Regions from separate parts of the Mus musculus genome. Here region 1 is linked to region 2. A link is a loop called in an ENCODE intact Hi-C map of the cell type or tissue named here. Cell type or tissue: heart. All regions are shown on one strand. Links, peaks and the distances in the headings refer to the core of each region. The heading gives the core; the rest is flanking DNA. Region 1 has its middle 21 kb from the start of Gm39822. Region 2 holds the start of Jade2 (jade family PHD finger 2).

Evidence for each region. A loop is a pair of places that touch in the nucleus more often than their neighbours do. Peaks named below come from ENCODE experiments on the same cell type or tissue, not always from the same donor. Only the 100,000 strongest peaks of a DNase experiment are listed, where the experiment ranks them.
Region 1: a loop joins it to region 2, with 6 times the contacts of the local background. A loop is called at or near these places in 13 of 42 quality-filtered maps.

Annotation. Positions count from the first base shown.
Region 1 is chr11:51,910,321-51,925,886 of GRCm38, forward strand. No RefSeq gene overlaps it. Among named protein-coding and RNA genes, the nearest start is that of Gm39822, 21 kb to the left of the region's middle. In heart, for the core only: no CTCF peak of the experiment used is centred there; DNase peaks (open chromatin) are centred at 5,891 and 6,431; H3K4me3 peaks cover 1,818 bases; H3K27ac peaks cover 2,036 bases.
Region 2 is chr11:51,847,718-51,863,283 of GRCm38, forward strand. It overlaps Jade2 (jade family PHD finger 2), which reads right to left and starts at 9,951. Exons shown (of 13, transcript NM_001357588.2): 1 at 9,594-9,951; 2 at 7,163-7,250; 3 at 1,277-1,334. The coding sequence starts at 9,721. Gm30110 (a long non-coding RNA gene) reads left to right here and starts at 7,729. Exons shown (of 2, transcript XR_388628.2): 1 at 7,729-8,006; 2 at 8,204-8,880. It overlaps Gm39820 (a long non-coding RNA gene), which reads right to left. Exons shown (of 3, transcript XR_879830.3): 3 at 14,591-14,653. In heart, for the core only: CTCF peaks have their summits at 7,841, 8,669 and 9,489; DNase peaks (open chromatin) are centred at 8,014, 8,134, 9,274, 9,424 and 2 weaker places; H3K4me3 peaks cover 2,494 bases; H3K27ac peaks cover 2,258 bases.

The DNA of each region.
Region 1 (15,566 bases), core at 4,625-7,124, 60 kb after region 2:
TGGGGTGCCACCAACTGAAGGTCCCCACTTTTAGGAGTGTCTCTCTTTCAGTTAGTCCTTCCCGGAAGTACCCTCTCATATCCACCCAGAGGAGAATTTCTTAGCTGATTCCAGATCCAATCAAGGTGACAGTCAAGATTAACCATAATGGTTTTGATGTGATTGCTCTGGTGTTTCCTTTTTAGAATAAGAGGGTTGAAATCTGTTGTTTTATTTATAGGAGCCCACAGTTAAGAGACTTTTAACTTTTAAAGCATTGGAATTTTTGTTCCATATCAACTTGCACATGTGTGTGTACCCATATACATACAAATACACATGGTATTCACACACACACACACACACACACACACACACACACACACACACTGAACCAAACCAAAACAACAAGAAGGGCATCAGGACCTGGAGGGATGGCTCAGTGGTTAAGAACACCAGAAGCTCTTCCATAGAGGACCTAGTTTCAAGTCCCAGCACTCACAAGACAGCTTACAAACATCCATAACTCCAGTTTCAGAGGATCTGACACCTTCTTTTGGCCTCTGAGGGTACCTGGAACACACATGGTGCACAGACAAACATGCAGGCAAAATACTCACACTTAAATAAAATAATTTGAAATTAAAAATGAAGATATAAGACAACCAGAAAATGCTTACAAAGTGTATCTGTGTAAGAGAGTCGTATGGAAGACTAAGCTGGTTGCTTGTATTCATATTCCCAGCATGTGGTAGGCTATGGTAGGATGATGGCCTCAAGTTTGAGGCCAGCTTGGGCTAAAGAGATGCTGACATTTCTCCAAAGAAGATGTAAAAATAACTAATGAGATGCTGGACAGTGGTGGTGCATGCCTTTAATCCCAGCCCTTGGGAGGCAGAGGCAGGTGGATTTCTGAGTTTGAGGCCAGCCTGGTCTACAGAGTGAGTTCCAGGACAGCCAGGGCTACACAGAGAAACCTTGTCTTGAGAAAAGAAAGAAAGAAAGAAAGAAAGAAAGAAAGAAAGAAAGAAAGAAGAAAGAAAGAAAGGAAGAAAAAAGAAAGAAAGAAAGAAAGAAGGAAGGAAGGAAGGAAGGAAGGAAGGAAGGAAAGAAAGAGAGAGAGAGAGAAAAGAAAAGAAAAAGTAGCTAATGAGGTGTGGAGATATAGGTTGGTGGTAGACTTCTCGGCTAGCAATATGGGAGGTCTGGATTCAACTCCCTGCACCCATGATAGTGAGCACACAAAATATCATTAATCATCAGGGAAATGAGCTATGACTCCATCCACAATGACGCTGCACTCAACAGGCCAGACAGCAACAAGTGTTGGCAGTTATGTGGAGAAATTAGAACCCTCCCTCACAGCTGCAGAAATGTAATGTGCTCTCGCTGCACTGGAAAGCAATTAACAGAGGTTAACCACAAACAGTTAACCCTGAGTTCCTGTATGATCCTGCAGTTCTCCCAGGCACATATTAAAGGGAAGTGAAAATATGTCCACCCAACAATTCACCCATGGGTGTTCACAGCAACAGTACTGACAATGTCCAAAAAGTATAAGAATTCCAAATGTCCATGAACCGATGAATAGAAAAATAAAATGTGGTATATCTACACAATAGAATAGAAATATTATTTGGCCATGAAAAAGGGTGAGTATTTTTCTTTTTCTTTTCAAAACCATCTTCTGAGATAGTGTCTTACTATGTAGTCCAGGTTGGCACACTGACAAACATACACTCATAAAAATAATTTTAGAAAATTTTACTTAAAAATTTTTTAAAAGATTTACTTTGGTGATGGAGAGATGGCTTAGAGTACCTGAGACTACTTGTTGCCCAAGAGGACTTGGATTCAATTCCCAGCACCCACATGGTAGCTCACAATTACCTATAACTCCAGTTCCAAAGAATCCAAATCCTGTTACAGATGGTTGTGAGCCTCCTAGTGTGCTCATAACCACTGAGCCAACTGTCTGGCCCTCTGCGCTGTTATTTTAAAAAGCAACCATGCCAGGTGAGGTGGTATATGTCTTTAATCCCAGCACTTGAGGCAGAGACAAGAGTATCCTTCCAAGTTTCAGACCAATGCAGTCTATACAGTCTGTTCCAGGTCAGCTAGAGCAAGATAATGATATCCTCTCTCATAAAACCAGAAACCACCACAAGAAGGCAATTGAGCCAGGTCTCTTGTGACGTCAGTCAAAGCTACCATGGGCTGATGGGAAGCTGCAGGCAAGCAAGAAAGGAAGGCACAGAGAAAGAGAGAGCATCCTGGAGGCTGTGCTAGCCATGGAGGCTGAGGAGAATGAATGAAAGCAGAGCTGTTTATTCTGCCATGAGAGACACTGTGGCATTCCTCAGTTTATCTCATCAGCCCTTTTCCCTGACACTGGCCAGTCACCTGCCACTGAAATGGAGCCACCTGAAAAAAACCACATCCATCCTGGCCTGGACCCTTTCCCTCATGATGTCCACTCCCACTAACCCCTTTCTTCTTAACGCCAGGAAGCATTGCCAGATTGAAGTGTGTGGATTCCAAGAGCAACTTTCAGGTTTGGTAGGGGTGAAGGGAGCACACACTGCTTTTTGAAGCCGTTGTGGGGGAGGGGACCTAGCAAAATGGCAGCCCATTTTCCTCATGCCCCTTACTACTTTCCTCTAGTTGCTATGACAACATACCTACAGAAGTAACCTAAGAAAGGAAGAATTTATTTCCGCTCACAGTTTGAGGGGGTATGTCTATGATGGAGGAGGAATATGCAAGGCCACATTGTATCCAAAGGCAGACCACAGGAAAAGATGCCTGCCAGAGCCTCCCTTCCTTTCTCCATCTTTACTCTTTATCCAGCCATGATAGAGTGGGGTGTGTGTGTGTGTGTGTATTTTTCTATTACCAGGAGAAAAAAACACATCTAAGGCAACTTACAAAAGATAGCATTTAAGTTGGAGGTTCACAGTTCTAGGGGGTTATAGCCCATGGCTACCATGGTGGAGAGCATGGCAGCAGACATGTAGGCATGGTGCTGGAGCAGTAGCTGAGGGCTTACATCAGATCCACAAGCATGAGTCAGAGAGAGCGAGAGGCCTACTGGGAATGATGGAGGCTTTTGAAACCTCAAAGCCCACTCCCAGTGACATACCTCCTCCAACAAGGCCACACCTCCTAATCCTTCCCAAACATTTCCACCAACTGCAGTGGGTGGGGGTCAAGCACTCACATACGTGGGCTTATGGGCACCATTCTTATTCCAAACATCCCAGTTGACCTTTTCTCATCAGTTAAACCCTCCTAGAAATTGCCTCAAAGATCTACCCAAGGGTATTCCAAATCCAGTCATGTTGAGAATGAAGACTGACCAAGACCGCCTTCCCATATACACACACTTACTACCTGCTAAAGTTTCCATTCTACAGCCCCTTCCCTGGTGCTCTGGGCACTACCAGAAGCCCCAAGAGATGCTTCAGGGGTAACTTAAGTCTTCACTCTCTTTTCTCTGCAGCTTGTCTAGACACCCTCTGCCGCCCCCCAAGCAGAGGCACAGGTCCTAGTGGTGTCACCCTATCTCATCAAGGAACCCCTGGGCAATGTACCCCCAGCTGCCTTACTGAAGTGAAGAGAGCTTGACATCAGAGGTCAGCCTTGGCCCATGCTTTTCATGGATTTACATGTGAAGCCTTGCCGGGCCTAGCTTAGGCTATGTCTTGGTAGAAGAATCAACTCTATATACAGCCTCAAGCCACACCCCCTGCCATAGTCTACAACCTCAGATTAGTATGTATCTACCAAGACCACTGGTTCTGCAACATGCAGAAAACTGAGAGCCTTGGATGCTGAATTGGTGACTGGAGCTGAGAAGGAAACTGATGGGGGTGTAGGACCTAGAACTTTTCCAAGTCTGTCAAACTCTTTGTTTGTTTGTTTGTTTGTTTAAGGGTCTCGTGTAGCCCACGTTGACCTCAAATTCACTAGGTAGCCAAAGCTGCCCTTCGACTCCTGATCCTCCTGCCTCTGCTTCCCATGTGCTGGAATCACAGCCATCCTATCACCTACCAGTCTCATTCTTAGCATTCTATTCTTTGTCCCGGCTTTGCCCAGGCTGACACACCTTGGAGGAGGTAGCCGTTGAGTCTGGCTTTCTCAGTGCCTGTGAGTATAGACTCACTCATTCCATCTGGGCCAGAGCCAGCAAGTAAGGCACGTTTACAAATCGGGACTCAAACAAGTTCTAAGGGATTGGGGATTGGGGGTGGGATGGAGAGAGGAGGCTATTTTGTGCTTTTCTGAGGCTGTGACAAAATATCAACCCAAAACAACTTGTCCAGCAAAGAGATTATTTCATCTTACATTTTACAGTCCACCATCAAAGAAAACCAAGATAGGAACTTGGAGAAAGCAACAGAAGCAGAGATCATCGAGGTCTGCTGCTTAGTAGTTGCTTCCCACCTGGCTCGCTCAGCTACTTTTCTTATATAAAACATAGGCCCACCTGCATAGGGATGACACCGCCCACAGTGGGCTGGGCCCTTCCACATTAATTAGTAATCATGAAAATGCTCCACAGGCATGTCCATAGGCCATTCTGATGGAGGCTATTCCTCAATTGAGAATCCCTTTTCCCACAAAAGTGCAGGTTGTCTTAAGGTAACAAAAACAAACTCGAAAAAGGGTCTTCTACATTCAATTCTCTCCTAGAGGACAAAGAGGTTAAAGACTCTGAGAAAGTCAGTAGTAAATGGCCTGTTGGTGTGGGTCATTAGTTTTGTTTTAATTTTATTCATTTATTTATTTTAAGATACTCTCACTGGGTTTCCCTGGCTGGACTGAAACCCTCTATGTAGTCCAGGCTGTCCTTGAACTCACAGAGATTTATTTGCCCCTGCCTCCCATATCATTCTCTGACTAGTTTTGTTTTTGAGACAGAATCAATAGCTAGTGCTGGCCTCAAACTCCCCACATAGTAGGATATAGCTCAGTAATAGGTTTGAACTTCTGACCCTGAGCCTCTGCCTCCCAGATGTTGAGATTGCTGGCTTGAGTCACTGTGCCCATTTTATGCACTGCTGGAATTGAACCCAGGTTCTCCTGCCTTAAGTGTCCTAACAACTGAGGTACATCCCCAGCTATAGATCATTTATCTGTAGAATCCCCTAGCAGTCATCCTCACTGTAAAGTCCTGGGGTTACCCCTGGAGACTTTGGTCACCCTCCCTTCTCCTCCCCCTGAGGGTAGGGTGGGCGTGGGTGGGTGGTGGACAGACACTCCTGTCCTCATTTGAGGATATAAGTTGTCCTGCCCACTGCGGCCTCCACCTGCTGGGGGTACTGAGATCTTTAAATAACCACCAGGGACTCCCCCCTTCTCACACTGTAGCTTGAGTCACCCCAAAAGCTTTCCTTTCCCCCAACATCCCTCTCCAGGGCTTCCTCTCCCATCTGAGTTGCCTCTCTGAGGTCATGGGCACCGCAGACCACATTTGGCAAGAACCTACAGGGAGTGGGACCGCTTCTTGAAGAGCTCTCTCAGAACTGGTGACCCATTGGTCAGCTTCTCTAGCTAGGACTCTACCTCGAACAGAGGAAAGAAACAGGAGACTGAAGGTGGGGACGGGGGTGTGGCGACAACCCAGCACTGGCGTCTGGGAAAAACGAAGAACCTAAGCTGCCTGGATCCCTGAACTTTTTACTCTGTAAATGACAGATGAATGACGTTTCTTATGGAGAAGCCCCTCCCATCTCACCTCCCGCGGTGCTCAATCCCATTCCCCAGAAGGGAACTGGCTATTTCCCAAAACTCAGACACATCCTGGCTGGAGCTGGCTGTGGGCCTGGCACCCCCGGGCAGCTGGGCAGGGCGGGGTGTCCTGGAGAGCCACGGATGGGCCTCACACCCAGGCTGGGCCAGGACACCCAGTCCTTGGCTGAGGCCCAAACCGGCTCTGTTTACAGAATCTGTCAGCCTGGTTCCCCTCCCCCATCCACCACTTCCCCTGGAGTCCTGGGGGCTGGGAGAGGACAGGCGGGGCCAGTGGGAGCCCTAGCCGCCGGCCTCCCCATGAAGGCTCTGATATTCATCTGTTCCTAGCATCCTTTCTTCTGGCGTCCTTCTCTAAGCCTGGAGCAGCACTTCCAACTCTGAGGCAGGTGCATTTCAAGGGGGTTCGGTAGAGACAGAGCTTGCCCCCGAGGGAAGCTGAGATAAGAGGTGCAGAGATAGGCTCGGTGCCCAGCGGTGCCAGGGAGATTCCCAAGGGCTTCCTGGAATTCTCTCTAGACAGAGGAGAATGAGGCTTTCTGCTTCCTCCACACCCCAAACCCGTGGGCCCCTCGGAGCATTTCCAGAATTCCTGGAGGCACCTAGAGCAAAGTGGATTAGCCTGGAGGGTAGATTCGGGACTTTCAGGTCTACGAAGTCCAGTGACGAGGATACCAGGCGAGCCTACATGGTGACTCAGCTCCCGCCAGCAGCAAGGAAGCTCTGCGTCGGAGAGCACCGGGTTGGGGGGGTGGGGGTGGGGATGGGAGGTTGTCTGGACGCCCCGCCCCCTCTGCTCCGGGAAGGCCAGCCCACCACGCCCAGCTTCTCAAACGAACAGCAATTCCCAAGGGTTTTCTTCCTTCTGTGTGAAGTTACTGACAAAAGGCTGGTACTTGCGGAGAACTCTCTGTGATAACTTACCTTCCTTTAGAGATAAGGAAACTGAGGCACAGAGAGTCCAAACTACTGAGTGGCTGGACTGTAGTTTCGAAGCAAAACATCTTTGTCCCAAGTGACACTATGCTAGGTGATAGGGGGTGACCCCCAATGTTATCTTCCTAAAACAGGAACCTGGAGATGCCCGGGGCCTAGGGGCTAACTCTGTTTAAAAATGTGTTATTTTTGACCAGGGTGGTGGCGCTCGCCTTTTATTCCAGCTTTCGGGAAGCAGAGGCAGGTTGATCTCTGAGTTTTAGGCCAGTCTGGTCTACAGGGCAAGTCCCAGGATAATCAGAGCAACATTGAGAAACTCCCTCTCTCTCTCTTTCTCTCTCTCTCTCTCTCTCTCTCTCTCTCTCTCTCTCTCTCTAAAAAAAAAAATCAAAGCTGCAGGAGTGCTTTCTCTAGTCCATTTGCTGACAGCCTGCCTTGGTGTCAGAAGTGCCCCATTCTTGAGTTTCCTCATAGCCTTCTCTATGTTTACAGATTAATCTTTGAGACCTAAGATCTTCTTGTTCAGCAATAGGCCCAGACCCTTAGCTCTTACAGGGGCGGGGTCAAGACTAGGGCAGTGCCACAGAAAGGTAGTGTTAGTCTAGACCTTTCATCCCAGCGCTCTGTAGGTAGAAGCAGGTGAGTATTAGGCTAGCCTGGTCTACATAGTGAGGGGGGAGAGAGAGAGGGTCAGAGAAAGAGACAGAGAAAGAGAAAGACACACAGAGAGACAAGAGAGAGAGACACAGAGAAAGACACACACACACACACACACACAGAGACACAGAGAGAGACAGAGAGAGAGAGAGAGAGAGACTAATTTCCAAATGTTCAAAAAGCAAAATCCAGTGGAGTAGCAGGGCATGGTGGCACACACCTTTAATTCTAGCACTTGGAGGCTGAGGCAGGCAGATCTTTGTGAGTTCAAGGCCAGCCTGGTCTACATAGAGAACTCCAGGCCAACTGAAGCTACACAGTAAGACCCTGTTTTAAAACAAAACAAACAACAAACCACACAAAAGGCACCAATGGGATGAACAGTGTCCCAGGGAAGAAGTGACTCAGAGGGCAGAGAGGAGATGCCCTCTCAGGCCCAGCCCCCTGTGCTATCAGCCAAGCAGTGTCTGCTTGAAAGTGAAGGCTGGTTCTGACAGCTGCAGAGATGGAAACTTTCCCAGACTCTCCCACTTCCATCCCCTTTGACCCCTTTCTGCTAAGCCCTGTGATCTTAATGTCTAGAGACCCACAGGATAGGCGGAAAGAGAGCCACTCCTCATCTCTGCCATGCATCCCTGCCTCAGTGTGTCCCTTGGTCTCAGTGACCCGTATTTGCAGATCTGAGAGGCTCTGAGTCATGGGAAACTCTGAGGAGGGGAGGGAAAAGGAAATGGTGAGATGGGACCCTACTCTGTGGTGGAGACGGTTTGACCTGGCCCTGTCTAAGATAAAAGGACCTCTCAGAAAATCATGACCTTAGGCAAAAATCACTTTAATCTCCCAGGGCCTCTGCAAAATGAGAGAATTCCAATACCAGACATCCTTCCAGGAAAGGCTGATGGTTGTAGCACTGAGTGACTCTTCTGACCAAGCATATGAGGGTGGGTGCCCTCCAGCTGGCCCAGCTTTGTAGGCAAACTGTCTTCTTCTCAGTTGATTCTGGAAGAAGTCAGTCCCCAAGACCAGGAAGAGGAGAGAAGAGAGCAGGGAATTTGAGCAGGGAGTCCATGGGATGGGTTTCCTGTACTGGGAATGGCTCAGGAAACCTGTGTCCTAAAGACAGATGATGCTAAATCCAACTTCCTTGTGCCAGGCATGGCCCTGGGGCTTTCCAATGGGTGTCTCTGTAGGCCTGTTCTATGCAGATCACGGTTTAACCTCCAGGCTACACTCACACACACACACACACACACACACACACACACACACACACACACACACCGACAGTTGTCTTGCAGGCTAGGGTAAGATGACCAGGTTCATTGTGAGGAAGGTCTCAGGGCATCATCCTTCCCTCCAATTTCAGCTGACGTCATAGGCCAGAGCAACTCTACCCAACAGGCTGGCGCTGGACCTTGTACAGAGAGACCAGCATCTGTAAGTGCTGGGATGGAGGCTCCAAATGGTAGAAGTCTTGAGAGTGCACTGTTGGAGGGACTTTGCATAGCAAAAGCAAATTGGAAGAATTTGGAATAGCCCCCACCCTTATTGTCAAGAAGGGATCTCAGACATGCTGTGACCTGGAGCCAGACCCAGTTCCATAAAGTTTTAGAGTTGGGAAACTGAGACTGCCCAAAGTGTTAGAAGATTCTAGAAGACCCAAAGGACTCCTCCAGTCCCTCATTGGCTACTTTGCTGTCAAAATGTGACCTTAGCCAACTCTGGATGGAGGTGACACATGTCTCTCCATTGTGGAATCTCAGTTCACAGAACTGATCAACTCATGGGAGTATAAGTTAGAAGCCTTGTCACCTGTCACCTCCTCTAATCCTTGTTGAGTCAGTCAGTCAGTCAATCAGTCAGTCTGTCTGTGTCTGTCTGTCTGTCTGTCTGTCTGCCTGCCTGCCTGTCTGTTGTCCATCCATCTATCATCATCATTATTATTTTGTACAGAATTGATGTGCCTCAGCCTGGCTTCAAACTCACTAATGGTTGAGAATGACCTTGTATTTCCAATCCTCCGGCCTCCACCTCCTCAGTGCTAAGACTTAAGTCATATGCCTGGTTTTTGCTGGGGACCAAAGCCAAGGTCCTGTGCATGCTAGACAGTGCTGGACTCTACCAGCTGAGCTGCAGCCCCAGCTCCTGTCATCGTCCTGTCGCTGGGCTTACAGGGACACACCACCTTTGTCTTTCTTTGGAAACAAATTGCTCCCGACTCCGGCGAATCATAATTCCCTCCGAAGAGCAATCTTGAGAATGTCAAGGGGAAATTATTGAATTATCCCAGTTGGCAGAGAAACCTAATTTATAGCAAAGCATTTCTCTTGAAGTTTTAATAGATTTTTTTTCCCTCCGATGGATTTTAATGCTCAATTGTTTCCCGGGCTTGGAAATTTCGTTTGAAGCACTAACATCACTTTGCAGTTCTTGATTTATTACCAGCTCCTGGCTTCTGAGTCTAATAGGAAACCCAACAGTCTATTTCCCTTAAACGTGAGAGAGGCCTTCAGCCTCTGATCAGCCTGTCTCTAGCTCATTAAGGCCAAGAGACCTGTCTGAACCCTCCCTTGGATCTGGGGGGAGTTTCCCTCCTTGAGAAGTTTGGTGGAATTGAACCTCAAGACCATTTCTGTATAAGTGCCACTGGGCAGTGATACCCTTAGTGGTCATGTACCCGGCTAACCTACTAGTGATATCCTTATTGGTCATTTCCATAGCTAACCCACTAGCCCTTCCTTGTGCCTGCTCCCTTCTTCCAAGCCAATCAACAGGTCTGCTGTACAAAGAAGAGAAAACAGGTGTCACATGAAATACAGGATGACATGGCTGAGTGGCAGTGCCCCTGCTTGGACCAGTGACAGCTCAGCCTCCTGTCAGCAAAGGAACGTTTGTATTGACGTCTTTGGAGTTTGGTGAAGTGAACCGTTTGGAAATAGCATGGGGAACAACATGGTAAAGAAACTGACTGGAGGTCTCTGTTTATGGGTCTCCTATGGAAAGATCTGGAGGCCCTGTAGAATCCTCCTTGAGAAGTGGATAGCATGCTGGACCCTCAGCTGCCTTCTTTCATTTATTTAAAAAAAAATTTTTAGCAATAAATACCACTTAAGACCACTAGGATATGTAACATAAATATTTAAAAGATTTTCTTATTTTATTTTGCATGGATGGGTGTTTTGTTTGAATGGATATACCACAGGCAAGGCCTATGGAAGTTAGAAGAAGGTGTCCGAGTTATAGGGGATTGTGAGCTGCCATGTGGGTGCAGAGAACTGAACCCAGGTCTCCTTCAAGAGCAGCCAGTGCTCTTTACTTCTGAGCCATCTCTCCAGCTCTGGACGCACATCTAGCTACCTTCTGAGTGACAGATGAGCACTGCTGTGTTTGCAAAGGACAGGGAGCTTTGAAATGGTCGACAACAGAAATATCTGGGAATAAAGCTGACTTCTTCAGTACTCTTGGAATCATGACACCATTTTTACAGAGGAGGCAACTAAGGTTCTGAAATGAGTTTGGGGGACCCACACAGCTTTGGCAAAAGGTCAAAGGGAGACTGAGAGCCAAGGTCTTGGTCCTTGTGTGTGTGTGTGTGTGGGGGGGTGTTTCTCAGTGTGTAAGAGGTTCTCCCAGGCCCTGGCTAGTTTGACTCTACAGGGCTCAGCAAAAGTCAAGTTTTACGATGAGAACGATATCCCTCAGGCTCCAAAGGACACTACTTGTCACCCAATAACTGCAGGTTCTGGGAACTCCTTCCTGGGGATCTCTTGTTTTTTGAGGGCCTCCATTTCTCTGTGGGCCACCTTTCTTCCTGGCCTTCCTCCACCCAGCAACTGGAGCCTAGGTCACCTGATTCCGTTTACTCTCTGGCAGACAGTGACTGGTACCACACGTGGCTGTGAGCCAGGCCCTGGAAAGCTGAGTGCGCAGGGCACAGAGGTTTCTGTCTTTTTGAAGAAAGTGGAGAAGGGAACTTGAGTAGGCTAGTCATAAGATCCTGCTTCCTGGGGACGGGAGCTCATGAGAAGGCACGACTGGGAAATTTCCTACTGAGTGCTGGGTAGCAGACATTAGAACAGGGGCCAATGCAATTGGTATTTTCCAAGGGGCAAAGTGGTCACCATATATCAGAAAGCCACTTATAGAACCCCAAGTACATATAAAGTCAATCTTAGGACTTAAGGATGCGGCTTAGTTGGTAGAGGGCCTGTTAGCATGTATGCAACCCTGGGTTTGATCCTCAGTAGCTCATAAATAGAGCATGATGGCACATCCTGTAATCTACGCATTCAGGAAGTGAAAGCAGGAGGAAGTTCAAGGCCATTCTTAGGTCATCCTTGCTTTATAGCAACTTTAAGGTCAGCCTGGAATACATGAGACCCTGTCAAACAATGGAAAACAAGAAAAAGAAAAATGGGGCTGGTGAGATGGCTCAGCGGGTAAGAGCACTGACTGTTCTTTCAAAGATCCTGAGTTCAAATCCCACCAACCACATGGTGGCTCACAACCATCCATAGGAGATCTGATGCCCTCTTCTAGTGTGTCTGAAGACAGCTACAGTGTACTTACATATGATAAATAAATAAATTTAAAAAAAAAAGAAAAAGAAAAATGAAAAATAAGGTCAATTTGGTAAGGCTGAGAGCTTTAAGAGTTCCAATTGGTCAGAGGAGGTGCTATTTCCTTGTCATGGGTTGACCTCTAGTTTCTAACCCAAGTTTAGAAGTCCCCACCCCCACCCCTGACATGAGAGACCCTGCTGACTAGCCATTCTTACTGTCCCTGGGGCTTGGGGTCCTTGCCAGGATTTCTGAAAGCTTGCCCTGGGGCAAGTAGTTTCCCAGGGCTTGTGTCTGGCACGAGGATCACAGCCTCTGCTTCCTGCCTCCCACCTCTGGAAGAATCAGAGGAAGCGCCTCACCTATTGAGCCTATGGTGGGGACTCAGGAGAGGCTTCTGATGTGGAGCAGTCTCCAGAGGTGGGATGGAGGACCTGTACAGACCTGAAGTGCCTGGAGCAGGAAGCTTCTGTGCTGACTCCTCCAACCCACACACCCTGGCACAGGCTGTCTGGGTCTGAGTATGTTGGGCACCAGGAGTTGGCTCGCTTAAAAGTGGTCATGCAAGAGGTATGCTTGCCATTCAGGCCCTTGGCCCCTGCCCATCTCTCATCCCATGGTTTCCTCAGCACTGGGCAGACAAGGCAGTATGCAACAGAGCTCCAATTATAGCAGGAAGTTTTTCTCAGAGCTTTCCTTCCTTTTGTTTTGTTTGAATCTCGTGTAGCACAGGCTGGCTTCAAACCCCCTATGTAGCCAAGGGTGACCTGGAACTTCTGATTCTTCCTTGTACGGTGTGTGTGTGTGTGTGTGTGTGTGTGTGGCACATGCCATGAGTGTATGCCGAGACCAGAGAGCATTGTGCGTCCTCCCTGTGGTTCTCCATCATATTGCCTTTGAACTAGGAGCTATTATTCAGCTAGCTGGCAGCCAGTACGTCCCAGAGACCATCCATCCTGTCTCTGCCTTTCCTCTCTACCTAGGGTGCAAAGCTCAGCTTTCTGTATGGATGCTGGGGATCCAAGCTCAGCATGGAGGTCCACATGCCTGTGCAGGAATCACTCTCACCTCGGACTCTCATATTTTTCTTTTTTAAAAGATCTGTGTGTGTATGTATGTATGTATGTATGTATGTATGTGTGTGTGTGCATGTATGTGTATATGTATGTATTATGTATGTATGTATGCAAAGTATACAGGGTGGTCTGCATGAGAATGTCCCCCATAGGCTCATCTATTTAAATTCTTAGTTACCATGGAGTGGAACTGTTTGAGAAGGATTAGAAGGATTAGGAGGTGTGGCCTTGTTGGAGGGGGTGTGTCATTGGGGGTGGAACTTGAGGTTTCAAAAGTCCATGTCCATCCCAGTGTCTCTCTCTGCCTGCTGCCTGTAGAGCAGGATGTAGCTCTCAGCAACTTCTTCAGCACCTAGCCTGTCTGCATGCTGCCACAGTCTCTGCCATGATAATGGACTAACTCGCTGAAGCTGTAAGCAAGCTCTCAATTAAATGTTTTCTTTTAGGTTTCCTTGATCATGGTGCCGCTTCACAGTAATAGAACAGTAGCTAAGGCAGTGTGTGTGTGTGTGTGTGTGTGTGTGTGTGTGTGTGTGTGTGTGTGTGACAGAGAGAGAGAGAGAGAGAGAGAGAGAGAGAGAATGCCTGTGTTGAATGTCTTCTTCTGTAATTCTCCATTTATTATTTTGAGGCAGAGTCTCTCTCTAGACAAGGATTTGGATTTTTCCGGATAGACTGGAAGCTAGCAAGCCCTGGTGATCCTCTTGTTTCTAGTCCCTTGTTGCTGAGATTGCAGGCATGCAAGCTTGCTACACAGCTGCTGGGATCAAACTCTGGTTTTCATAATTACACAGGAAGTACTCTTAAAAGCTGAGCCATCTCTCCAGACCTTCATATTCTTTTGAGTCTTCTCTGAGGCTAATAGTTACCATCAAGACAATATAGGGGGGCTGGAGATGTAGCTTCATTGGTAGAGGACTCACTTAGCCTGCATAAAGTCCTAGGTTTTGGGGTCAATTCCAAACACCTACATGGAAGCTCACAAACATCTATAACTCTAGTTTCAGGGTATATGGTGCTCTCTTCTGGCCTCTGTGGGCACAAGACATACATGTGGTACACAAACATATATGTGAGCAAAATACCCATACACATAAAAAAAATTTAAAATAAAATAAAGTTCTGTGTTTTGATTCCTAACATCAAATATAACAAGTCATGGTGAGCTGGGCAGTGGTAGCACACACCTTTAACCCCAGAACAGTGGAGGCAGAGGCAGGCAGATCTCTGTGAGTTTTGTTTTTTGTTTTTGTTTTGTTTGAGATTTAAAAATATTGTGGCTGGGTTTGGTGGCTCTCGCCTTTAATTCCAGCACTCAAGAGGCAGGATCTCTGTGGATTCAGCCAGGTGGGTCTCTGTGATTTCAAATATAGCCTGCTCTACAGGACCAGGTATTCAGGATAGCCAGGGCTACACGGAGAAACCTGTTTCAAAGCAAAACAAAACAAAACACCGAAACAAGCAAACAAAAAACCCCGAAAAACAAAAAACAATATTGTGTATATGTATGAGTGTCTTGCTGAATGTATGTCTGTGCATTGTATCCATGAGATGCCCGCAGATGGTAGAATAAGACCTTGGGTCCCCTGGAACTGGAGTTACAAGTGGTTGTAGCCTGCCATGTGATTGCTAGGAGCTGAACCCTGGTCTTCTGGAAGAAGAGCTGATGCTTTTAACTGCTGAGTCGTCTCTCCAGCCCCCTTCTTTTCTTTGAGAACCTACCTTATGTACTCCAGGCGGGCCTCAAACTCTCAACATGGCAAAGAATGGCCTTAACCTTGATCCTCAGGTCTCCACCTGCTTTGTGCTGGGAGTACAGGCGGTGCCACCATGACCAGGTTGTGTGGAGCTGGGGGTGGGGGTGGGGGGGTGAAACCCAGGGCCTTGCACACCCTAGGCAAGCAGTCTACCAACTGTATACCCAGTTGCATACCCAGCCTTTCAGGTGTTTCTTATATTCTCTGTTGCTCCATGAGGTAGGTCAGCAGGGCCTGAGATAGACAAGAATGTTTTATGGTAGGGAAGAGGGTGAGGGTAGATCCCAGGTCTCATGTGAAGGAATGTAGTCACAGTAAGCACAGTGACTACAGGACACCTACTGTGCATCCTCCATTGTGCTGGAGAGCTTTCTGTCTGACATCTCAGACATTTAGAAGTAGACCTTTCAGGGCAGAGGCAGGCAGATCCTTGTGAGTTCAAGGCCAGCCTGGCATACATAGTGACTCTTTAGTTCTATCTTAGTAAAAAGTAGGGGGTTACAGAATAATTTGAATCTCCATAATTCTGGACACCCTAACCCTCAGCACAATAATGATAAGAGAGCTATGTTAGAGTGCTTGCCTGGCATCCATAAGACCCCAGGTTCAAACTTCAGTACCTAGGAAGGCAGTAAGGAGTAATATAATCTACAGGAAGGAGCTGAGAGATGACTCTGAAGGGCGTGCTGTGCAGCCCTGAGAGCCAGAGCCTCCCTGGAACCACAGGAACGGCCAGAAGAGGAAGTTAGTGTGCACGTGGTACCCCATCCCCAGCGTGTCTGTGTGAGGGAAGGGGGACGCTGCAGGAAAGGCTGCTGAAGGTCACTAATGTTAGCTAAACACAAAGT
Region 2 (15,566 bases), core at 7,173-9,672:
TTTCTGTTTTGGTTGTGAGCAGAGTCTCATTACGTAGCCCTGGCTGGTCTGGAACTTGCTATGGGTACCAGGCTATAGGTACCAGGCCTTGACCTCCCTCACAGAGAGCCACCTGCCTCAGCCTCCCAAGTGCTGGGATTAAGTGTCCCACTATAGCCAGCCCCAGAGCCAAGGTTTTTTATGAGAACAGGAGTTAACAGTCACGGATGGGGACAGTGGTGGGAGCTGATGGAAAGGGGACAACTTCAAGTCTGGGTCCAACCTGCCTCTTCTCCATGGCCCAAATGCCCATGACTTTGCAGGTTAGGAGTGGCAGATGGGTGTCCACAAAACTCTACAGATATTGTGATCTCTTCATGCAGCAAAGGGGATGGAAGGGAGGAGCCAGACACACAGGGCAGCAGATGTGACCTAGAGATGCAGGGCTCCAGGCTCAGCCTCCCCAGCAGTGTGGCTTCCTTCTTAGAGGGATCCACCCAAGTAGTTACTTCAAGATGGGATCTTCCTGGCTGCATGCCCCTTCCTGCCCATAAAGATGGAATTCTTTAATCCAACAGGCTGAGGAATGGCTTCCTGGGCCACTGGGCAATGGCTACCTTTTGCCACCAACCAGGAAGAACGCTCTTATTGTACACACACCTTTTTCTCTGCTCCCAAAATGACATTCGAATTTTGACAATGGAACCTTTTCCCCACTTCTAGACATCCAACTGACACACCCACCCCTTTATCTAAATCTACCTCTTAGAACATACTACTGCCAATCTTCCATTACAGCTGGGCTTCTTCGTTAATTTCTTCAGCCAACCTTTATAGAACACCTACTGTGTGCCAGACTTTAGCTGGTAACACAGCAGATAAGAATCCTCTGGTTAGGGTTTACCACTGGTTAGGAAGTTACTTATTATGATAACTAACTAACTATAACAATAAAGGGCAACAGGTTTCAGTTCTGTTTTGTAGAGACTTCTAAAAGCTAAAGGATTTATTTTCTTGTATAAGGACCAGCAGCATGTGTCCCGAGAAGAGTTAGTCTAGTCCAAGGAGAGGAAGGCCTACCTAGAGGATAGGGCCGTAGACTAAAGGGGACGGTGAAGCTCAGATAAGGGCAAGGACTGACCACCTCAGGGGCAGAGGAACCCAACTTGACTTTTCACCCTTGTAGCCCTGGGCTGAGCTGAATGGAGGGTCAGCGCCCTCTTACCAGGTCTTTGGGCCTGGCAGTTTTACTTAACCACTGTCCCCATCCCCATAGAGTCAAGTAGGAAGGCCTCACCGTCAGTGGTATCAGAGTTGTCGCTGCTGATGGAATATTTTCGCCTCTTCTCTTCCATCTGCAACAAAGGTTGAAAAGGGATATTATCTTCCCAGACATCAGGGAAAATCCTCAGCTTGCGCTCCCAGGCAGAGGAAGGACAAGCCCTGACCCTCTTCCAGCCTCATCCTTTCTCTACACACCCACAGTGCCAGCACTTGGGAAAGGAGGCCCCAGGGAACTCAGATAAACAGAAGTCTGCCCATTGGTGTCAGAGGACTGCAGGGAGGCCAGGAGGCACAAACTGAAAGGTGACGACGACCCCTCAAGCCCCAGTTCCCCATACTTCCTGAGTGAGTGTTCCCTACAGGGAAGAGGGAGAAGAGGAAGTAAGAAAGATCCTTCTAGGACCTTTGCTGTCAAAGTAAGGCACAAACCATCATTGAGACCTGATCCTGTGCTTGGTGGCTATTGGGGTGTGGAAACGGGGCAGCAGGTCCATCCTCAGGTAAAATACAACCCTACTGTACAATCCCACCTATGCCATCTAACTTTTAAGCCACTAAGGGCAGCTCTCTCACAACCTTGTCCACGGTGTTGAGTGCCTAGCAGCTTGATGAGCTGTAAGACTCAGGCCACTTACAGAGGAAGCCTGTCTCTTTCCACTGCCAACCAGCAAATGGAAGATGAACGCTGACTCCCAGAGGGTGAGGTCTGATTCCTGAGGTTACCCTGAACTCCTTCTGCATAAAGAATCCGCTTCAGCCTGGAAGGATGTGCCTACCCACTTCTTCCTCAGGTCCGAAAGGAGCCTGAACGGCAGAGCCTGCTTGGAGGAGGAGAACACCTGGAGTGGCTTGATACCTGGCCCAGGGTGCTTTCCACCATGTTCCCACTCAGTTCTAGTTCTTAGGGAGAAGGCGCTACAGTACAACCCATCTATCTGCCTCTCGACACCTCTACCTCTAGCTTGTTCCTGTCAAGCTAGGAGATGCCTCTATCTTCCCGCAGTGCCACAGAGACCCTGACATATCTAAGTGGGAAGGACAATCATCCAGACCTCCGAGTGGACCTGCTTAACCCTCGACCTCAGTGAGGAGCCTTTTACCCACGGTCTCCCCCCCACTAGAATGGGAGGAGCTTAATGAGGCTGCTTGCTTGCTGCCTAGTGTTTCCTAAAGGGCAAAGAACTGAGAGAAACTTGGCAGTGCAAGCAACCCAAGAAGTAGGAACCTCACCTCTTATGAAGGTGCGTGGGGGGGGGGGGAGAGGCTCCTCTAGCACACAAGGACCCCATGAAACTCTCAGGACATCCCCCGGTAGCTATGCCAATTGTCTCTCTAACTTAAGAGTCTATGACATGAGGAAAAGGAGCCTCAGGGGCTAGGTGACAGAGTTTTATAACAACAGACTTAAAAGACCCAATCCCTGACCATCAGACTTCATGACCTCTTTGCAGCAGAGAGGAAGCCCAGAACCAAAACCATCACCCTCTGTGGCATCCAGGATCTGAGATAGGCCGACTTTGAAAAGAACTCTGGCCGTAGCCCACACCTGGCCCAACCTAGCTCTGTCACTGTGTGGCTGTAAGTTCGCCAATCCAATGTCTCCCACAATTCCCTGTTTCAACAACGAGAGCAACAGTACCTCCAAACCAGGATCTCCTGCAACACTAAGAGCTGGCTGGGGGCTAAAGGTAGAGCTCAGCAGTAGCCAGCCAAGTGCTCGGCATGCACAAGCCCCTGGGTGGGACCTCCATCGAGGAGGAGCAGGAGCCATGGATTTAGGAGTGCTGGGGGTCAAATCTTAGCCCCCAACACTCACAAGGCCAGAGGTGTTGGCCAAGAGTTACTTTTCCCCAGGAGGTAAACTGGATCTGACTTCCCCATACATCTCCAGAATTTAAAGTGCTGGCAACTGAGTCAGAATTTGAAGAACACCCTGAAAGGGCCAAACTAAACACATTTGTTGGCGGGAATCAGCTGGCGAGAGTGAATGAGTAAATGAGTGTGAAGACTGAAGCAGCTCACGGACGCTAGCTAGGAAATGCACGGCAGCCTTGATGCTAGCTAGTAAATGCACGGCAGCCTTGGGCCAGAACGGATAACCCTACAGAGGCCGGCCCCTTGGAAAGCACAGGCAGTGACTATAGCTGCCCACACCCTTCTTACACTGCTGAGTCCTTGCCCAAAAACCAACAGGTAACCTGTCAGCTGGTAGTCCTACACGCAGGCCCATCAATGAGCCTTGTGTGTGGCCCACTGGCGAGAGAAGGGTAGACAGCAAACAGGTGTGTGTGATGGAGCTGCTTAGTCTGCCTGGCTTCGGGTTTTCCTACTCTAATCCCCCCCCCCCCCCCCAGCTCTCCCAAGTCAAGTTTCTGCTCCGGCAGATGACTTCTGTGACACATGACACTCGCTTCTGAGGGACAAGAATCGGTCCTGTAATCCATCTGTAAAGGAGAGAGAGTCTAAGCAAGAAACGTCTTTTCTTGCCATTCTTCTGGCTCCACTGCATTTGCGATACCACCCCAGTATGGAAACACACAGGGAAGCTCTCCTTTGGACGATGGGTAACCAGCGTGCCCTGAATGGAACAGTGGCCCATGGGTTCTATGTCTCCTCTGCAAGTTCCGAACACACCCACTTTTCCCAACTCTACACTCATCCGACTGGTTCAAGCCCACCTCACCTCTCACCTGGGTCCATCTAAGTTCATTTCCTTCCTTTCACTACCTCCTTCACAGAATCCAAACTCCACACAGCACCCAAAGAGAACTTCCAAGCTTAAATCCTGCCTCACTCCCAACCCTGTAAACTCTTTCACAGGCTTCCAGCTGACCCAAGGCTGGATCTCCGTATCTCTACATATTCCTTCCTAAACCGATCTGGACCCTGCCTACGTAAAGTTCAGTGACGATCCCCTCCCTCACTACATTGAGGGACAGTGGCATCGCTCTTGCAACAGTGGGGACTGAACCTAGGACCTCTTACATATAAGGCAAGAACTCACCAACGAGCTACAGCCTCTGGCCTCTTTCTGTTTCCTCTTCCAAGCTAAAGGTTTTTCCTGCTTCCACAGACCTGGGCACAAGTTGTGCCAGCTGCCTGTGTGGGTTTTTGACCATTACCCTATTTAGAGAAATGAGCTGTCCCATCCCCGTTTACAGAGCGCACGCACGTCGGCGTGTTGAGCTACTTGCCAACTGTCCCTGTTGGGAAAGAGTAAAGAGCATGTCTGGCTAGATCCTTGTGTGAAGGCCAGGAACTCTCACACTGCACCCAGTATAGTGGGGAGTACTGAACACACTACGGGTTCCTCCCTCATGGAGTGTCAGGACCACACAGCCCAGCTGGCTGGCCTGCTACTGGCAGAAACTGACACCCTAGCCCAAGATTCCCTCCTGTTTGCACAGTCCTCCTTCCCAGTCTTGACCCTACACATTTTCCAGGCAGCTTTATGTGGTTGGGCTCCTGGCTAATGACCAATGTCAACTCAGTAATAGGGCAGCAATTTGGTGGCAGATGTTTTCTTGGCAGCACAGGCCACTGGCCTTAGCCACCCCCCCTCCCGCCCCCCACTAAAGTTCTGGCCCTGGAACACTACTGCCCAATGCCAGTCTCTTTTAAAGATGTCTCTGCAAATAAATTCAAATAAACACCCTGGGCCTCCATTAACGCCCTCCCAGCTGACCCTGGGAACAGTGGGTCTTTCAGGCCAGCTACTGCAGCCACTCCCTGGGGCAGTTAAAACACCCCAACCTGGCCTCCAGTCTCTCCTCTCCAGGGGCCACCAGACCTGCCCCCCCCCCCCACACACACACCAGGACTCCATCCTTCTTTAAAAAAAAAAAGAAGAAGAAGAAGAAGAAGGGGAGGGGGCCTTCAAGCAGGCAATTTACCATTCCAGACACAATCTCTCAGAGAGAAACAAAAACTCCCTGTCTGAGGCGGACTGCGAAGGCGTGTGTGTAATAAGATGCTAATACAATTTAATGATATTTCGGCTGGAAAACCTGTCCTCAGAGCCTCCTTGTGCAGGGAAGGCCAGACTTTCAGAAAACAAGAGCTTGCACACTCTTAAACTGTTTCAAACAGGGGTCAGAGCCCCACTCTTTCCCATCTCTCATTAGCTTTAATGCCTTCTCAGGGACAATAACTGCGGATACAAAAAATGATTCTGTGCACACAGGGCAAGAGGGCTGCTGTCTGTGACTGTCAACTCTACTTCTCCAAGCCTGAGAGGCGCTGGGATCTCTCTCCTGCCACTCCACTGCCTACCTTCATTGTCCCACCCAGGCCCCAGTTTCCAGTGCCTACAGGTGTCAATCATGCAGGCCAGTTCTACCACCCAACCAAGGAGAGCCGAGTGTGACAGGTTCTACCTAATTTACCTTTCAATACTTCCTCAACCTTACTCTTCTCCCCACAGGGCACATTTCAGTGGACCATTCCTAAGTCTAGCTGCCCACAGGCACCTGTTAGATGCTCATTTCTTCTTCGTAGAAGAGAAGCTGCCTTTCTGGCCTAGCCTGGGGCTAACAGATTAAAGGCCATCGTGCATATAATAACTGGCTTGCCTCGGTTCATTAACAGAGTGGTAACACTGTGCCGTGTGCTACCACTCACTTTAGGCTGCTGCTGCTTCTTCTTCTTCTTTTTTCCTTCTCTTTCCATTCATTATATTGCTAGAACCCAGGGCTTGGAATTGTTAGACAAGGGCTTGACCAGCTATATCCTTAGACCCAGGTTTAGTCTTTTAATACAATCTATTACTTCCTACGCTCACCTACAGATAGGGATTATTATCAATCCCACTGGCTGATAAGTAAACTAAGACCTCTGGTGCCTTTAACACAGCTGGAAACTACATTCAAACCTAGGCTGGCTGACTCCACGGTCAAAGGGCTCAAGACTGCAGGAAGGCTTACGGCACAGATGAAGTTTTCTAAATTCCAATGAGATTTCTGAGCGGAAGCTTAGAGGGCTGCCTAAAGCTCCAGAACCAACTTCCAGGAGGTGCCGAAGCTTTGAGCTAAGACCTGCCATTTAAGTGTCTAAGTGTCCCACTGCATGGGGGACATGACACGTCAAAGTTACCCCCACCCCCAACTCTATTCTGGCAACCTCTCATGCAACCCAAACACCCATCCGAGAGACCTGCAGACAGCCTGCTGTACATATACAGTGAAGCATTTGGCGGGGGCACTGAGGCAACCAACCACCTTCTAAGTCTAATAGAAACACTGGTTATAAATAACGGGAATATCCTGCCTGCAGCCCCAAACCTAGGGGAGTCAGTGTCTAAGGCTTACACTGAGATAATAAAGTACAATAGGGACCCGGGGACCCCCACATACAGAGTACCAATGAGAACCTAGCAGCTTAGATCTTTGACAGCCTCTTGGATAGGAGTCACCGGCCATTTACCCAGGCAATTTAGGGGAAAAGCACGCTGGATGGGAAAGCACTCTGGAAACATTTGCTGTATCCAGAGCCCAAACAACTCTGTCCTTAAACACTTCATCTCCAAGAGTGTTGGGGAGACCCTTGGCCAAACAGTTTCAAAGCCAACATTCACTGTTAAGTCCTGCTGCGTAGGGTGAGGACTCCCCTCTAAAAGGCATTTACTGTGGAACCAAATGCTTTCCCACTCAAAATAGCAGCCAACAGCTCTTGGAACAACCGAGGAGAGGGCTTCAGATCAAACACGACCCCCCCCCCCACACACACACCATGCAAACTTTCTCAATAAATTATTCGCCCACTTCGGATCAAAGCCTGCTTTTGCAGCCTGCGACCTAAAAAGCAAATAACATAGCCTAAACATAAAAGCTTATTCTTGACTAGGTCAGTTTTATTACTCATTCCTTCCCCCCTTTACAGTTCATTCTCTTATTTTCCTTGCCTGCTTAGTAGATTGCTCTGCGAGTCCTAACCCGCCCAAGGAAGATGGGACCGGAGGGCCTGGAGGGCTGGTGTGTTCGCCTGGGGCCCTAAGGGGGGGAAAAAGAAATCAGGCGAGGGGAAAAAGAAGTCAGCACCCTGGGAACCCAGGAAACAGGGCCAGGCTCGGTTGGCAAACCTCTGCCAGGATCTTCTGCCAAATGTCCTACTGGGAATTTTACCAGTGACAGGAGAGACAGTGCCACTCTGGGAGGAGAACCCAGCTCCCAAGCTCCGGTCTGTTTGCAAATATAAATGTTAAGGGAGCATCCTAACCTTCTTCCGGGCTCAGAACTCTTCATTTCTAAATGGGGGGCCCCGCCCCTCCCTAAGCCACATCTCTGAGAACAACCATAATCCCTCCCATTGACCTCTTGCAAACTGCCTCTGGGTAAAACTTTGTACCTCGGAATCCTGCAGATGAGGTGGGGGGGGGGGTGCTAGGGGCAAGGGTGAAGTTTGGAAATCTGCAGAGACCCGGGATAACCAGTGCAATGTACCCTCGGGCATAAAGACACCCGGCCCCCTTCCCCCGCCCCCCACCCAGCAGGAGGCCTGAGGCCAAGCTGTTTTTTTTTTTTTTTTTAAAAAGTGCACAGGCCGGCTGCAGCGGCTAAGTGGATTAGAAGAGGGTTGCGCGCCTCCAGCCTGCCCTTGGCGGCGGGCGACGGGCACGCAGGCTGGAGGCGCGCCGGCGTGATTCCGACCGCGGGAGCCGGGAGGAGGAGCCGGAGGTGGCTGCGGGGGGCTCCGGCCCAGGCGTAGGAAGGGCAAGAGGCGGTTCGGGCCGGGGGCGGTGCCAGGAGGTGGGTGGGCTTGACGCCCGGGGCGGGGGAGGGGTCTAGGGGACTCGGGGAAGGGCAACTGAGCCCGGGGTGGGGGCGGGGGTACTGAGCGGGGCAGAGGTGTGCAGAAGAGGGACCGGGCTGAGCTGGCTGGGCCTCTCTGGAAGGTAGAGGAAAGCCTCCAAGCCGGTTTTGCAGATGTCCTCACCCTCCGGCAGAAAAGCTACGAGTCTCCAAGCTGACCCAGGATCACCCCTTGCTCGGAGAAGGGGATGTCTCAGAGCCCAGGGATGGGCGGGAAGGGACCATGGGGAGCCACAAGTCTGCACCCAGGCGGGGAGTGGGCGAGCGAGAGCCGCTCCGCAGGCGCAGGCAAGTGGGTGGGAAGGAGGGAGGGAGAGGGAGGAAGGAGGTGAGCCGGGAAGATGCCACTGCCGGGGGCGGGGCGGGGCCGGGGATCCGGCAGAAGGACTGCAGCAATGTTTGGTGGGGGCGGGGGCTGCAATGTCACTCATTTTGGGGTCAGGTGCGTGTGTCCCAGGCAGGGCCCTCCACTTGTCTGCTGCTCTTAGGTACCACCCAGAGTTTTAGTAAGGGCGGAGGGAAGAGGGGGGAGCTGCAGAGTCGTCCCTGAAGCGGGACGCGAACCAGCAGAGTTGGGAGAAGGTAAACAAGGGCCACGCCCCCTGCCGTCGCCCCGCGAGCGCGCACCCGCCGCTCCGGCCGTCGCCGGTACATTTCCACTCTCGCGGTGCCTCTCCCCCACCGGACTCCCGCGCAGCACCGGAGAGCTGCTGTCCACTACCCCAGTATGCACCCTGGCTGCCTGGACTGCGCACCCAGCACTCACCTGGGAACGTTGTCCCCCGCCCCTTAAGAAGAAAAAAAAAAAAAACTAATTTGTGCAATGCCTCTGAACCCAAGAACCGAGCATGCTGCCCCCGCGTGCAGCTCCCTCGTGCACCCAGCCTGGAAAGGGGGCGCAGGGCGGAGGCGGTGGCCCCCGGAAGGTGTCTAGGACTGGACCGGCTGCACGTGAGCCCAGTGCGGGGTCATGTGCATCGGCTCAGCCCGGTTCGGCACCCGGACGTGCTGCGTATCAACAAAATGAAACTCGGGAGACAGAAGGGCAGATAGCTCCAGGTTTCCCGTGCCCCGGTGCCCGCCACTCAGCCTCCCCACCCCGCACCCCGGTAGCGCCGCAGCCCCTCGGGCCGGCCGGAGCCCGCGAGGCAAGTTGCAGCCCCAGCGCCCCCACCCGCCCGCGCCCCCTCGCCGGCCCAGGGGCGCTTTGCCGCAGTCATTAATAAAGAAGGTCGCCAGGCTCACCCTTCCAAAAGTTGTTGCATGCGCCCCTCTCAGCCTCCCCGCACTGTACTCTTTAAAACACGGCTGACCAACATGCGCAATCTCTCTCCCCAGTGCTGTGCGTCCCCCCCCCCCACCCCCCGCGCTGGCTTCCTAGAACAGGCAGCCAGCGAGAGAGGGAGCGAGCGAGCAAGAGAGAGGGAGCGAGGAGCACTGGCAGATCTGTTGAAAAAAAAAAAAAGCCCACAAAATAATGCCGTGGAGATGCGCAGGGCCCATCCGCTGGGGGCTGGCTCTTACCTTGCTCCGCGGTGCCCTCCCGAGGGGCGCTGCCCTCGGCTACGCGCGGCGGCGGGGGCCGGCGCGGGAAGGATGCTCCCGAAGCCAGGAGCTCCTGGGGCCGGCGCGGGAGGGCGGGGGGCGCGCATCCATCCGGGGTCGTGGCGAGGGAGGCGACCGGGCCGCGGCGCCCCCCAAGCCCCGCACCCCTGCTGGGAAGATGGTCAGCCCTCCAGCTCAGAGCTGGTGCCACTAGGAGTGGGCGCAAAGTAACTCCATGGACGCTACTCACCCCCCAAAAAAATAGCCTCCAACTGCGATGGCCGCGGTCGGCACCATTCACCAACCCCCTGTGTATGTTTCTGTTTCTTTTTAAACCAAGACTTCCTTGTGATCTCTTTAGAGGGGGAAAAAATGTGTTGGGGTGGGGGTGGGGTGGGGTGGGGGCGGGCAAGAAGAGAGGGAGGGGGAGTAGCCACTTTTTTCTAATTCACTCGGATCTCCGCTCCCGGCACCCCCCTGTCGTGTTCCCCCCCCCCTTCCCAGTTGTTTGGCTCCGGCGACAGTCCCAGGTAGCGTTGCGGCCCCCCCGGGGGGGTGCCCTACACGGTCACCCGCCCGCCTGCACGCGGGCCCGGACTCCTCGTGGACTCCGGGGCGCCCCCAACCCGCCCTGTCCCCAGGGCCGGGCCCGAGCGCCGGCTGAGCCCGTGCAAGTCCCATCAGGTCGGCTCACACTTCACACACTCACACACATACCCCGCCCCTCCACTCGCTCACTCACACTTTCTGCTCACACCCCGCCCCCTTCGCGCCCCAGACCCAGGCGGAGCCCCCCACAACCTTTAAAAAAAAAAAAAAGCAAGCTTATACTTAAAAAAATCTTTTGGCGCCATATTAATGACGTACTTAAAATTTGCCATTTCTCCCTGCGTCAAAAAGACGTTTCTTTGCAAATAACAGCTTGGAGGCGACACTCGCGGAGGAAACGAGGCTTGCACGGAGTACCCAGCTCGCCCGCCCCACCCCCAGGGACTCTGGTGCTGGAAGACCCTCGCCCTCCGCCCGGTTTCGGAATCACTGGTTTTAAAATCGAAATCGAATAAATCGCGTGGCGTTTTTTGCAGCGCCAGAAGTGAGCAGAAAGTGCTGGCAGGAGTGCAGGGGAGGGGCGCGCAAGGGGCTGGGGGAGGGGGCGCGGTCCTCCTCCCCCACCCACACCAAATGCAAACTAGCATCCTAGGCAGGGAAAGTTGAAATTGTGGGCGACCTCCGGAAGAGAGGGGCTGTCCTTAAGGGGAGGGGGTCCCTTCTTGGGCTTGTTGCCCCCTCCCCCTCGCGGGTGCCTCCTGGCGCCTGGTGCTGCCCTGCATTTCCGGAGGGGGGGTGAGGCGCACTGTGATGGGTGGGTGGCTAGCAGGGTGGCAACATGTCCTAGCCTCAGGAGGAGTTTGCCCCGGGGTACCCCCTTCCTTCTGCCTCGTGCATCTTATAGCCGCAAAGGGTTAAAAACCGAGGGGCAACTTCCCAGGGCTGGTACTTGGCAGAGAAGCGGGGCGCCCCTCTCCCCACCCTCTCGTTCTCGCCCCTCCTCCTCCGACTCCACTTCCCGACTTGACCTTGTGGTGCACAAACAGTGCTCTCCAATCCTCGCAGTTTCTGGAAGAAGAGCCTGCGCTCGCCAGGCGGGCGGGCTGTCGGGCGGCTAGCCGGCAGTGGCGGAGCCTTGGGTCGGTTCCCTGAGCTGCGGGCCACACCCACCCAACCCGCTGTGCCTGGGGAGCTCACCTTCTCTCTAGGAAGGAAAAGGGCAGGCCTCCTGGAGGGGTAGGCACGTGGGGGGCAACCTTTTGCCTCCTGGGAATGCTCCAGCTGGGGAGGTTGGCTAGCTTTGGACTGAGGTTTGGGGAAGCCTGGCCCTGCAACCCTAAGGCATCTCTCATCTCCAGCATCCCTAAGGCATCTCTTCTCACCCTTGCCAATGTATTCTACCCCTTCCAAGATAATCCAATGATTTCCCCCCCAACTCACCTTTGTTTTTGAAGGCAGGTGGATGAGTTTCAAATCCCTTTCCCTTTCCAAGACTGAAGTTTGTTTATTTTTCCTTTCCCCTCCACCCCCAAACCCCCTTGCATGCAAAGATAAATATTCAATTTACATAAGATGACATTTATGTGACAATTAAGAAGATTCCCCGACGGAATGTTGTGAACACATTTGCTTATAGGAGAAATAAATCTAATAATGAACAAACTCAAAACAGCTCAGATCCTCTGACAGGGAGATTGTCTCTGCAACAAAGAGGGACATGAGGAACCAAGAGCTTTCTGCAGCAGGAGAACTCAAGGAAGCCACCAGCAGAACTTCTCTTCTTTGGCCTTCATTCACAAAGTCTAAAAGAGGCCTGTCTGGCAAGAGGAAGGGCTGGCTCATCAGCACCTCACAGTTAGCCCTAACTCTGGTTCTCAGAGGTCCACTGAGAAGATTTTCCCAGGCCAAGGTCAATGTCTGCTAACACGTGTTGGAGGCTGGGAGTGCCCAACCGAGAGGTTAATGGCTTCTAATCCTGGCTTTTCTGCTCAGAAGGCTGTGTGAGGCAGATCAGTGAATACATCTCTCTGGATCTGTTTTCACCTTGGTGAGCAGAAGATTACAGAGACCACATGAGCACACGCATACCCATGTATGTGAATATGTAAATTTACATTCCCTCTAAGTAAGGCAGGACCAGGCTAAGAGTGCAGCTCACGTGAGTGCTTTGCTCATGTCTTCTTTCTTATAAACTCTTTTCTTCCCCAATTATTTTAATGATGTGTAGTTGTATGTGCACCTATTTTTAATTATGTGTCTGCACATGGGCAGATAGGGATGCAGGCAGGTGAGGCAGGCCAGAGGCATGGGATGCTTTCTGTAGCTGGGGTTACAGATGCTTGTGAGCCACCTAATGTGTATGATTGAGACCTGAACTCAGGTCCTTTGGGAGTGCAGCAAGTGTTCCTAACTACCGAGCCCCATCGCTAGCCCCTGCCTTTTCTTTTTGCTGTTGTTGCTTATGATTGAACCCACGTTAGGCAAGAACAAGAGGACAATGCTGTCTCTCAGCCTTTCCCTTGAGGATACATACAAGAACTCCAGTGTGGACAGAAAGAGGACTAGGAAAGGAACTGGTCAGAAACAGTGGTCAAGGTCCCGATAACTGTCAGCCATGAATCCGGCATGAAGGTAGAGACACAATACACAGAGGCAGAGTCTAAAGTGACCCACAGATTTGGTCTTTGGCCTGGGGGATGGGGTGGGATGTCTGTGCAGGAGAGGACAGGACAAGCTGTTTGCCTTGGCCATTGGGAGCCCATGAACTGGAATGGAAAAATGTCTTGTCAAGGAACCGTAAAATGACCTAGAGAGATGATGAGGGAAGGAATACCTCCTGCGCATGTGTTTCCTTCTGTGCCCCGTGTGCAAGCTGGTCCACTTCATTCCCACAAAAGCCCATTAGCCTCTTGAGAAAAGCCTTAGAAACTCGATAGTTTCTAAGGCCCGCAGTGGTGAGGGGACACCTAAGTGCAGGTGACCTTGGCACTGGTGTCATTACCCTTTGCTTTTACTACACGCCGGAGAAAAGTCATGCTATTACCTAGTCACATTATGATTGATCTCTGCGAGAACAGCAGCTCTATTTAGTCCTTGACATAGTTTTCTAACTGGGGGCCAAACCAGGGCCCCTAAACAGTCCTTAGGAAATGCCACTGGCTTAGAACCCAAATCCCCTTCAGTCCTTGGATTCCGTAGAGCTTTGTGTTACTGTCCAAGGCTAACGTTGGACCTGCTAACAAAATAACAGTGAGACTGATTTTAATTCATTATGTACATAGCTTAATTAAACAAATAGGAAATCTGTCTAGCCAGCCATCATGGTTCACACCTATAATCTCAGAACTTGGGAAGCTGAGACAGGAGGATTGCCAAGAGTTAAAAGCTAGCCTGGGCTACACAGAGAATTCAACTTAACCAAGACATAACAGGTTGAACGGAATAGCCTGCCCCACCTCTCAGCAAAAAAAAAAAAAAAAAGAGAGAGAGAGAGAGAGAAAGGGAGGAAGAAAAATTTTAATTGTGTTCTAGTTTTAGTTATGTGTATGTGTGTGCCTGTGTGTGGATATCTGTGTGAATGCAAGGTACCTGTGGAGACCAGAAGAGGGCATGAGAAACTCTAGAGCTGAAATTATAGGCTCTGTCAGCTACTTGACCTGAATTCTAGGAACAAAACTCCTGTCCCCTGCAAGAGCAATCTCTCCAGCCCTGAAAATAAACAAACAAACAGACAAGTAAACAAATAATCAATTGTGAGCCAAGACTAGCCTCAAACTCACTGTGTAACCCAGGCTACCCTCAAATTCTCTGCAATCCCAAATGCTGGGATTACAGATATGTGTTGGTGTGTTTGAAGATAATTAAGTGCTACAGTGAAAAGTTCAATTGCAAATCACAACAGTATAAGGTACAATTTTAATTTTTTTTAGATTTTTTTTTCTTTTTCTCTTTTTTCGAGACAGGGTTTCTCTGTGTAGCCCTGACTGTCCTGGAACTCACTCTGTAGACCAGGCTGGCCTCGAACTCAGAAATCTGCCTGCCTCTGCCTCCCGAGTGCTGGGATTAAAGGCATGGGCCACCACTACCCGACTTAGATTTATTTTTATTTTATGTTTATGGATGTCTTGTGTGCATGTATGTCTGTGTTTTGTGTATGTGCAGTGCCTGCAGAGGCCAGAAGACGGCATCATATCTAAGGGGTACAGTTTTAAATCTGATGATCTGAGAAGATGCCAAGTGAGTGTGTGTGTGTGTGTGTGTGTGTGTGTGTGTGTGTGTGTGTGTGTAGAGGGTGCGTTATGAACCAAAGCTTCTTAACCTGGAGTTTAGGGGTACTCACCTCCATAAGTCTGTGGGTAGAATTCAGGGGCCTTGACTTTTGATGGGCGAAACGGTCACATCTTCATTTCCATCAGTAAAATGCAGCATGTTCTTCAATTATAAATAAGGACAATAAATCTTCGATATTAAGTGCACCTGTGACATGGTTCCTGGTAGGAATCACAGGTATTTTACAACCATTACAGTTGTTACTAATACCCTAGAATGCCATTACACATCACTACTTCAAATTATGCTGCACTTGTAATTTAATAAAGCACACATATTAGTGTGTTACACATTTTGAAAATATCTTGAGAGTTGCATTTCAGTAAAATTAGATTTCTTTGTAATTCATAGAACTTACTTCAAGGGCTTCAGTATGGTGGCTCACACCAACTCTCTTACCACCTACGGGGGGATGGGGGGGCTGGTGGAGGAGAGCCAGGAGTTCAAGGTCATCCTGGCAAATTTGAGGTCAGCCTAGGCTGCCTAAGGTTCTAGATTCAACTCTCAGCATTGCAAAAATATTAAAGATCTTACACTCAAGAGGAATCCATAGGTATCAGAGTACTTGAATACATGGCACAAACAAAGTTAAGAGGCTAGCAGGTATGTGCTCTTGGCAGAGTGTGCCATCTGTAAAGGGTGAGACTTTGTAGGGCTCTGTGGGACCTTGTAAAGAATTTGGCTTTTGCTGAGTGACATGGGGGTGGGGGTGGGGTGAATGGAGAGTGCCGTGATCCAACACTAGATTTTACAGGTCACTAGGCTGTCACATGGAGAACAGACTGCACACTCAAGACCCAAGCAGGAAGAGCATTTAGGATGGAGGATGCTACTACCATGAACCTGAGTAGTTGCCGTGAGGATGGGTGTTTTGGGCGGGTTCTGTATGTATTGTAACAGAATTTGCTGATTCTGTTAAAGAAAGAGAAGCGTTAAGAAAATTAGAAGGCCTGGTGAGATGGTGTAGCGGGTACAGCCAATCCTCACTGCCCAAGCTTAATTTCCCAAATATTCTTGGTGGAGAGAGAGAATAAACTCCTGCATGCTGTCCTCCAACTTCCACGTGAAGCTGCG